Linked DNA regions of Mus musculus: region 2 is linked to region 1. A link is a loop called in an ENCODE intact Hi-C map of the cell type or tissue named here. Cell type or tissue: heart. All regions are shown on one strand. Links, peaks and the distances in the headings refer to the core of each region. The heading gives the core; the rest is flanking DNA.

Region 1 (5,383 bases), core at 295-5,294:
CGTCTTGATGGGTCTGCCTTTTGACTTTTTAATCCAGCATGAGATTACTAAGGAAAATTCCAGTCTCTTAAGGCCCACTGTTCTGAGAGCCAAAATGAGGGTCACAGTGACTCTTTAGAATAACTCCATTTCCCCTAGGCTTGTGACAAGGTGGCCTCTTGGGGAAGAGAAGACCTTGTGCCTCCTGGAGGCATTAGGGGATAAGACTCCAACTCCATGACCTTCTGCAGAGTCCTGTAGTACAGGCTTTAATATGGAAGAGAAAGCCCTCCAGACACAGGCCTAGCTGAGGCTGTCCTCAGCCACAAGAAAGGAAAAGATCTTAAGAGAGCAGTGCCAAACTCTGGGCCAGGCTTCCTCCAAAGAGAAAGTTCCCTCTAGCTGGGAGCCCTGAGCTTAGCAACTGGCTTCTCCATAGAAAAGACCACCTTTCCCCTCCATCCCGTCCCTGTAGGTTTGCCCCCCACCCTCGGACCCTAGGTTTGCTTCCCCCAGTCCAGGCCTCCACCAAAGAGAAAGACAGGCCTGCTACAGATCCCAGCCAGAGAATATGCCTCTTTTATAGAGAAGGAAGATTCTCCGGCCCCGTGGGCCAAGTGTCTGAGCCAGGCCTTTGAAAATAGAAGCTCCACTGGCTGCAGATCCATCCCCAAATGAGTATGGGGCGCCTGCACAGGAAAGTTAATGACCCTCTTGAGGCTGAACCCTAAAAATCTAAGTCCAGACATACTTCTTGGAGTAGGGAAGACAGTCCTGCCACGGAGGCCTTATTCTAGCCGAAGCTGTCTCCTTATGGAAGAGAAGGGGAAGAAGCAGATACACACATCATACTCCATTGGGAAAAGAACATCCCCCTGTTGAAGTCACAGGGCCACGGGCCAGCACTGTGGTTCATTTAAAAACTCAGGCCAACCCTCTCCTAAGGCCTTGACGTCAGCACTACTCTAGCCCCACCCCTGCCCAAGCACGAATCAACCTAGGCGCAGAGATGCGCGTATTGCCTTCTGGGATTGGTAGTTTTTCCATGCAGTCTGTACTCCGGAAAGGAGCCGAAGGGAGGTGTCAGGAACTACAAGACCCAGCGTTCCATGAGTCCTGTGAGAGGAAGTGCTGGAAGATTGTGGGTGTGCGTTCCAGTTTTTAAGCTGTAGTTTGGCGGTCTGTTGACAGGTATTCCCTGCACGAATCACAGGCTCTCAAGGAGTGGGGATTCCGGAAAGGGAAGAAGCACACTCACCAGGAAAGGAGCCTCGGGTTTCACACCCCTTCGGGCCATGCCCAGCGTGCCTGAGGGAGGTGGCTACGAGGTATCTCCTGGCGAAGGAACCTTCTCTTACCGCCATGCCTTCGGACTTCTTTCTGCAGCCTCTGGACGGCGGTCCCCGCGTGCCCGTGGGGCCGGGGCAGACTGTGATAGGCCGCGGGCCGCTGCTGGGAGTAAGTGTGGGAGGTAGTGTGGGCGTGGGCAGCCAGAGCTTGCTCAGCCGAGGCTGTCTCTTGTCTCCTGAGCTTGGGAACTCCGCGTCTTGGCTCTGCTTGTCAAGATTTTATAGGTTTGGGGCAGTAGGTTTTCAAACAACGTTAGTCAAGTCCCAGACATTTCTTTTTGGTGCCTGTATGGTTCGAGTATGGACCGAGTTAACATCATTAGCCTATCCAGCTGGCAAACGAGGGCCAAATCCAAGTTGAGCTAAGTTCGGGTTGTAAGATGTAAAATGTAAACAGACCAACTAAACAAAACCGCTGCTAGTATTTAAAGACGTATAGTACTCTAAAGGTTAATGTGTTGCATGTTGACCTACAAAGCTTACAATATTTACGGTACTGTATGAGCCATAACAGGGAAGGTTAATCACCTCCCTTAAGCTAACTTCTTTTATCTCCTTGCCTTCTCTGCTGGGCTGGTGGGCCTTACCAATAATAGCAGTATCCCTTTTGGTAGTATCAGTAGCTGTCTTTAAGTTGTCTGGGTAGTGAACCAGTCATTGTTCTAAAGAGATGACTTTAATTTACTACTTCCAAAACTTTTTGAGTTAGGTGCTTTTTATTAGCCTTGTTCAAATGAGAAAGTTGGAGTATAAACTGGTCATTTAAAGGTGATACATGTACAAATGGCCACTATGCTATATATTCTTTACCCTCTTTGGGAGGAGTAGGAACCAAACCGTTTGCAGTTTGCACTATGAAATTATATTTGGTGGTATTAAACCATTTAGCATTGCCACAAGACCTATCATTTACAAAGGCCACTCTAGAGAACCTGGCGGTCGAGTTGAAATATCACAAGGGAGAGATGGGCTAGCCATTAAGAGCCTGGAATTTATTACAGAGGACTGGCTTCCCAGCACTTATGTCAGGCAATTCACAAATGCTTGTAATTCTGCCTCTCTGGGCAATGTACACACATGCATATCCTAACATACAGGTATACATATATAGTAAAAAATAAAATTTTAAAAATTCACAAAAAATTGTTTTTAAAAATCTCTGCCATTATTTTCCACCTGAGTGGTATTTTCTGTGTTCTTACTGCCCTGTTTCTTGGTTTCTTTTCTCTTTGTTTTTCCCCATTATCATAAGAGTTTTGTGCTCCAACATAGATTGTTGGATTGGTGTTTATGTTTTTATGAGCATGGTAGTTTTGTAGTTTCCGTTTCCGGGTTGTGCTTTAGATTTTGATATGTTTTGCTCTAGCTGTTGATTCTTGGAGGGTGTGTTGATATGTTAGAATTTAGGTTATCTTAAATATAGTTGCCTTTAAAGAGAGGGTCTCACAACATAGCCTGAGCACCCCTTGAACTTGCAGTTTTCCTGCCTCACTTCCAAGAGCTGGGGTTACAAGCATGTATGTTCCTAACAAAACCACGTTTTTTGGGGGGAGTGTAGGGTGGTGGTAGTCAAGACCCGATGTTAGTAATGAAATAAACGATGTGTCCACCAGAGGTCGCACTATGCTTTTGTATTATTCATAATACCCCTTTCCTCCTAGTGTTAGGCACACTTAAAAGATAGATATAAAAGATCTATTATTGCTTATAGTTAGTGTATAAAAGGAAAGAAGCCTAAGAAGGACCATTAGAGGAACCATCTTGCTATCTCATGACTTTATCCTGGCATTCCTCTGATGGTTAGTGAGGTACCAATGAGGCCTTGATGCTCAAAATGTGAATAGGACCGGCTTACTCTGAGCTGCCATGATTTGCATGTCTTTGATTGCTTCTGAATTACATGGGTCTAGTCATGTGACTGTTTTCTCACATAAACCACCTGTGCTTATTAGTTAGAGCAAGGATCTTGAACACTGGGTATTCTGAGAGGGACCACCCAAGTTACCTACATCCGCTGGGCTTTCAGGACCCATATATGTAGAATGAACAGTAGCCACAGTAGCATTTGGCGAGTCTCAGTATGTAGCTCAGCATGTGGTGATGCACATGATAAAGGCAGTTCTTAGTAACTGCTGCTGACTGTGGCCCAGTCAGGCACACATCACAGAACATGAAGGAGTCTCTCAGCTGTTTTTTTTTTTTTTTTTAAAGTTTTATTTATTTATTATATGTAAGTACAACTGTAGCTGTCTTCAGACACTCCAGAAGAGGGCGTCAGATCTTGTTACAGATGGTTGTGAGCCACCATGTGGTTGCTGGGATTTGAACTCTGGACCTTCGGAAGAGCAGTCGGGTGCTCTTACCCATTGAGCCATCTCACCAGCCCTTTTTTTTTTTTTTTTTTAAAAAGTTAGGATATTTACTTCTTTGAAGTAGCTATATTTTAAATGAAGTTTTGAAGACTTTTTTTCTAGAAATTAACTTTTCAAATTAACTCTTTTTTGTGAAGAATGACTTTTTGTGGTCCTCACACTGTGGTGAAGCTGTGTGTTTCAGATTATTAAGTGTGGATTTTGAAAAATAAGTACCTGTTTGTGGCAGTCTCCATGTTCTTGCAGCCTTACTGGGCTTGACTTTAGACATTTCTATAGTATGTTTTGAGAGAGAACGTTGGTTCTGCTGTATGTCATGCTTAGTTTCGAGTACTCGATGGTAAATGAGCCAATCGTAAGGCAGGTAGAGTTGTTGCTTTAGAGGTTTCTCTTATGTGTCAGACCGGGCTAAACAAGTTAATCTCAACTATTATGTTTACTATGAGGTAGGAAGGGCAGTAGTGTTCAGCATTTAAAATATAAGCAGTTTGGAGTGTTGATGTGGGTAAATGATTGTGAGTGTAAGTTGACCATTATTAACTCAAAACAGGAAGTGATTATATTGAAGACATAGATGCTGATCTCTTCTTCAATGTCAGAGTTTGGTTTGGGCTATTCCCCTCCCCCCCGTTTATTTTTTTTAACTGCCTCATGTGGTCCTCATAAGCAGTTTGCTTATCTGCGTCTCGCTGTGTGGTATGGTCACACCCTTCAGAGTTACCACTTAATTTAAGACAAGCTGAATTTTTATATTTGAAATGTTTCCTATTACATATTGTTTCCAGTACATATTGGATATACTTTTCTTGTTTGGTAGATTGATTAGTAGGACTCTTGTGTAGGTGTGTAGGTGTGTTTCATGTATGGGAACTGGAGGGTTTGGGGCTGGATAGACTGCAGGCTTTTATAGTATTCATTTACTCTTTCATGACTTTGGTAGGTCTCCTTTCTTCATCATTTCGTTATCTGTTAAATGAGGGCAGTTATTTGATATGCAGTTTTTGAGTTAATAATACATTTAATGTCTAGCCTACTAATTTCATATGCGTGGCTAAGGGTTTGCTTATTTTTCAGGAGGTGGCTATACTTGACATTTTTTTCCTTTGTAGATAACAGACAAAAGAGTATCCAGAAGACATGCCATTCTTGAAGTGGTTGATAGTCAGCTTCGAATCAAGCCAGTGAGTATATAGACTTATTTTATCCCTTTGCCTCTTGTCCTTCTAGCAACTGACTGGAGAAACCTAAGGCTTGGAGATAGGGAATTTATGTCAGAACCCATTCTCCTGATACCCGCAAGCTAAGCGCCTAAATAGTAACTTATTTCTCATAGGACAGAGCTGAATCTGAATGGTTAGATTTATGGAAGATGATTGCCTCTGTGTAAATTGTAATTTTGTTCACAATTTCCATAAGGATACCTGTAATGTGGGTAAGTATACGTCCTGCGTAAGCGAGCTCTGATCCGTGGCACACATGTGAGAAGGCATGTGTGTCTGTAACCACAGTGGTGAGGGGAGCTGAGACACTCCGTGTATCTGCAGCTTGCTGGCCAGCCCGCCGAGCTAACAATGGTGAGCTTAGGTTCAGTGAGAGTCCCTGTCTCAAGAGAATAGGGAAGAGTGTAGGGGAGGGTGTGTGCAGTGTGCCCCTCCCCCAAACAAGGGAGTGTCTAACTAGGCA
Region 2 (5,383 bases), core at 162-5,161, 93 kb after region 1:
GGGTGCCATTTGCATAGGGAATTTGGGGTTCTGAGTCATAAGTTTGAGTTCAGGTGAGCATGATTCCCCCACTCATGGTCTACTCACTGCAGGGGAAAAGGAGGTGAAGAAGGGGAGGGTCAGGTGGGACCCCTGAAGGCATGCGTGCAGGTTAAAGGATGCTGTTGCTTCATCTCTCAGCATCTGTGCCCTGGACCACTCGTGCTTCTTGAGACTTCATGCCTCTGAGTTTATGGAGCATAGACTCATGAAGGTAAACGTAGCACCTTGCTGTCCCGTTCCCACTAGCTCCCAAACACCGGTGTTTTCATCTCAGGCAGCCTATTTGATGGGATTCCCTAACTGGTAAGACTGGGAGAAAGATTTCTTAACCAGTGGTACCTGACTCTTGACCTGGTCATGGTCCTGGGAATGAAGACTTGCTGCTCTTTCCAAATGAAGGTGACCTTGGAGAAATCACCACATTTCTGCTCTTCAGCGCACATGAAGACTTGCACATCAGGGGTGCTGCCTGGACACTCAGGAAACCGAAGATGACCAACAGTGAGCTCTAGGGACCCCACAGACTTATGAAAGTCTCATCCCATGTGATAACTCACCTTCTTAGCTTGGCATTTAGAATTCTGGCCTGAGAAAACCTGAGGCCTAGCTTTGACTAAGTCATCTACACAGACCTGAGATAAGACTTTCTAAAGATAAAGGTAATACTTAAGAAACCTTGTTAGAATTGTTGGGAGGTCAATCAAATAATCTGTGGAAGATAAGCTGTTAACTATCTGGATAGTAAAGTATTACCACCATTTCCACCACCATCACCACCACCACCATCTCCAGCACCATCACCACCACCACCACCACCATCTCCACCACCACCAGCAGCAACAGCAACAACAGTGAACTAGCAACTATGGAGTGACTGGACAAAGACAAACTTGTACATATATTCTGTTTATGACTCTGTCAATCTAACCAACTTCTCTCAATGTTCTCCATGTGAATTATTTTCTCATGCTTCTCAATACTGCATTGTGTCATCATAGCACATTGGTATCAATAAGACTGAGAATTTTCACGGCAGGTACATAAAGGAAGTGGTACCCAGTCTCCAGTCAGGACGTGAGCACCAGGCTCTGCAGTCTCAGGATCAGAGCATCCTTGTTGTCAGGTAGAAGCTGTTCCCACACATGCACCCAGAATCAGAGCATCCTCACTGGCCATCATTCCGCACATGTCCCAGCCAGCATGAACAATGTCTCCCAGCTGCTTTTATTCTGAGTGTGCAGAGCAGCAGAGGGGCCGGGTCCCTCCCCTCAGATTTCTTTATAGGACAAGACATTAATTAAATTAACCTGTGTGTATTTTCTTTCTGAATACAGGCAACTCTGTTTTTGACCACAACAATTTTTTTAGTTGTCTATTTCCCAGAAAACACATTTCAAAGGACCATTTATGTATTCTTATTCAGCATGCAACAGGTTCACCTTACTTTAAGTCAGAATTCTCTCAGAGAATAAAAATTCATTAATGTTCAAACCTAAATCAAACACAGAGAAACAAAACCCCTATTTTTTTATTTTAAACTTTATTACAAAAAATTGCAAAAAAAATAAAAATAAAAAAGGAAGAAAAGAAAATCACATACCAAATTAACCAGACCAACAGACTCTTTTTTTTTTTTAATAGTAAAACCCCATATTGCATTAAAAATGGCTAAGTTAGTTTGGGGTGTAAAAATGCTTAGATGACAGGATTTATTGGGATCATGACACTGTTCCTCTTACTAAAGCTAGATAAGAGTTTGTAGTTGCTAAATAGTTGTTGATTTTTTAAACTCATGACAAATTTTCTTCTGATTTTTCTGCTAAAATGTGTCAAAGTTTCACTTTCCTAAACTGTCTGTAATTCTTCCAGATATTGGTGTCTCCTTGTGATTTCACAGTGAATGCTTGTTATCAAATGGAATACTAGTAGATGTACACATACGATCACTAGCTGTACTGTGCCTGTCATTTCTCCCTGGCCCCCATCCTTTCCCAAGCTCTAGTGGGATGGTCTTTGAGATAACATCCACTGGATTCCACGATCCTAGGAATTGTGAGGACGGCACTGCCCCCGTCTGCTCTTGCCGGGAACTTCCCTTCTCCATCAAGAGCGGTGGCTGATTTATGTGCCTTCTTCCCTGGAGTCTGGGCTGATGGAGCCAAGACGACTTTTGAGCATTTGAGTCCAAAGACGTGATGTCTGTGGAGCCATTTACACCAATTCTAGGAGTAAACCTGTGAACAGGCCCGGTGTCCACCCATGCAGACAGGATGAGGGAGAGACTGAAGATTCGGTGATGAATACAGGTTCCCTGGGCTAGCAGCTCAGACAATGGACTTCTCAAAAACAAAATCAATCAATCAATCAATCAGTCAATCAATCACTCAAACAAACAAACAAACCCCACACACAAAAACACAACTCGTGCTAAGCCCAACAAGATGAGTCTTTTTGCTTTTGTTTTTTGTTTTTGTTTTTGTTTTTTCAGACAGGGTTTCTCTGTGTAGCCCTGGCTGTCCTGGAACTCACTTTGTTACCAGGCTGGCCTCGAACTCAGAAATCTGCCTCCCAAGTGCTAGGATTAAAGGCATGTGCCACCACGCCGGCTTTTATTATTATTATTATTATTATTATTATTATTATTATTATTATTATTATTTTGACAAGATGAATCTTATGACACATACTTCTTTTGTATTCTCTAAATTTTCAGTGGTCAGAGATATGCATATATCCCATGCAGAAGGACAAAATGTGATTTTGCAAAATCATACCATTTCCATAACTAAGAGAGGAAATAAAACATAAATTCTTAAATCAAAGACTTTAAGACAGGTGGTGCGGTGGTCACCATGACATGCTCTGGAGCATGAAGCAGGATCCAGGTCTGTAGTGGACGAAGACGCAGGAGCACTTGTCGGATGAGCAGATTATTGTAAATCTGACTCCTGTTCTTGAAAACATGAGTTTGTTGGACAGTGGTGGCACTTTAATCCCAGCACTTGGGAAGCAGAGGCAGGCAGATAGATCGCTGGGAGTTTGAGGCCAGCCTGGTCTGTAGAGCAAGTTCCAGGATAGCCAGGGTTATTACACAGAAAACCCTGTCTTGAGAAAAAAAATAAACAGAACAAAATTACAACTAAAAAAGAAAAAGAAAAACACAATCTTTTGTAACCTGGTCTCAGAGAACAGTCCAGTTTTCCTTCCTAGAGTGTGAGGATATGATGTTCAAAACTCAGATTCTATAGTTACAAGAACAGCAAGTGGGGGCGAGGTGGGGGAGGGTGAGAGAGGTGGGGGTGTAGGAGGGTAGGAGTGAGGTGGAGGAGGGTGGGAGTGCAGTAGGGGTGGTATGGGGGTAGTGTGGGGTGAGGAGGATGGACATGATGGAGTTTAATGTTACACAGTTGGACACTGTGAGAGCCAGTTAGACCTCAGGGCTTCTGAAACTGAGCCCAGCACTCTTCTATCACAGAATTCCTTGGTGCAGAGTACATAACATCTGGGGGTGGGTGGGAGGAATTCTGTCCAAGAATCCTTGAGATGTCTATTCAATCTACCTGGCCTTCTCTGGAGACCCCTAAGGAGTTTAGCAGAGACATTCCTGGCTCCTTTGCAGGCCAAGTTTTAGCTCATTCTACCCCCTGGACCTCACAGCCAGCCGCAGAGGCCCCAAGCTGGGAGAGAATGGTTTAGAGCTGTTGCTGATAGCTCTATTTACCTAGCCCGAGGCCCCTAGGAATGCAACCAAAAGAAAGTTGGCTTCCCTTCCCTAAGATGCAGACCGAATATGACTCAATGCTTGCCTGAAAGTCCACAATGCTGAGCAGACCCTGCATGCTGGAGTTTAGATGCTCTGCAGAGCCAGCTCCTGTCCTTCCCCTGGAGGTGAATGAAGCAGCATTTGAACTTGAGGAGGGAGGCACAAAAAAGCAAGAGAGAGCACTGTGTCACAGCAGCAGAATTGTCTTGTTTTGTTTTGTTTGTTTTTGCTCCAGCTGACCAAAGGTGTCTCCTGCATGTTGAAACTGTTCCTGGGAGAAAAAAAGATCAAAACCTGAAAAGCCCATAAATCTAGCTAAGGCCATCAAGGTCTCCCCTTTTCTCTCATGGCACTTTCAAAGGCTGGAGTGTGAACCACTTCTGAATACGTGGGGGAGACACTGTTCTTTCTGGAGTTTGTGTGATGGTCAGTTTTAACTATGAATCAATTGTATTAATAAACGCTGAGAAGAAACACTCTGGTTTGTCCAAAAGTGATCTCCAGAGGGGATTAGTTAAGGAGGGAAGGCCTGTCTGAAATGGGGGCGCACTGTTTAATGGCTTGGGGGTCTAGACTAAATAAAAAAGGGGGGGGGGAACCAGAAAGCTGGCTCAGCTCCAGCGCCCACCTCTCTCTGTTTCTCTGCCCACAGGGACTCTCATACCCACTGCCATCCACCTCTAGCTGCCCTCCCTTCTTGACCATGATGGGTTTTCCTCTCCCAAACTGTAAGGCAGAATAAAGCATTTATTCTTAATTTGCTTTTGTCAGGCAACAAGTTCATTGATGAATATAGTTTGAAACAGTTGACGTTTGCATCTCTCATATCTGCATCTGCTTCTGTCCATCTTATCATTTTTTATTTCACTACATTTGATGATATATCTTCTTTGTTGTATCTCCCTAATAGAAAATGTAAGTGCTCATGTGCTATAAAAACAAAACAAAATAAAAAAACTTATAATCTTGGAAGATGTCTTAGTGTTCCACTGCTGTGAAGAGACACCATGGAAATTCTTACTTTTTTTTTTTTTTAATTGGGGCTGGCTTACAATTTCAGGGGTTTAGTCCATTACCATCATGGCAGGAAGCATGTCAGCATCCAGGCAGGCATAGTGCTGGAGAAGTAGCTGAGAGTTTTATACCTAGTTCCAAAAGCAGCAGGAAGAGAAAGAGCCCCAAGGCCTAGGTTGGGTCCTTGAAATCTCAAAGCCTGCCTTCCATGACACACTTCCTCAACAAAGCCACACCTACTCCAACAAGGCCACACCTCTTTATTCTTTCTCAAGCAGTGCCATTCCCTGATGACCAAGCATTCAAGTATAAGAGCCTATTGGGCCATTCTTACTCAAACCACCACATGGGGTAGTTAGTGGTCAAGACAGAAAGCAAGAGAAACTGATTTGAAAGCAAAATAATAAAAGAGGTGGATGGAGCAGCTCTTGCAGGGTGTTTAGCTTTTTGACACTGTCATAGGAAACCATCAACTATGAATGTGTTGGGCTCATTCTATGTGATCTTGTGGTATATAGTGGCCATGAGCCACAGTTTGACATTCATGGAACTTGAAATTAAAAT

The links. Peaks named below come from ENCODE experiments on the same cell type or tissue, not always from the same donor. Only the 100,000 strongest peaks of a DNase experiment are listed, where the experiment ranks them.
Region 2: it touches region 1 in a loop (4-fold over the local background); 4 of 42 quality-filtered maps call a loop at or near these places.

The regions. Positions count from the first base shown.
Region 1 is chr6:87,667,914-87,673,296 of GRCm38, reverse strand. Aplf (aprataxin and PNKP like factor) reads left to right here and starts at 1,136. Exons shown (of 10, transcript NM_001372332.1): 1 at 1,136-1,437; 2 at 4,810-4,881. The coding sequence starts at 1,342. It also overlaps E230015B07Rik. In heart, for the core only: a CTCF peak has its summit at 2,939 (motif pointing right); a DNase peak (open chromatin) is centred at 1,016; H3K4me3 peaks cover 2,079 bases; H3K27ac peaks cover 1,319 bases.
Region 2 is chr6:87,575,194-87,580,576 of GRCm38, reverse strand. Prokr1 (prokineticin receptor 1) reads left to right here. Exons shown (of 3, transcript NM_021381.4): 3 at 1-1,985. Among named protein-coding and RNA genes, the nearest start is that of Gm34222, 4.0 kb to the left of the region's middle. In heart, for the core only: a CTCF peak has its summit at 2,126; no DNase peak of the experiment used is centred there; H3K27ac peaks cover 550 bases; H3K27me3 peaks cover 60 bases.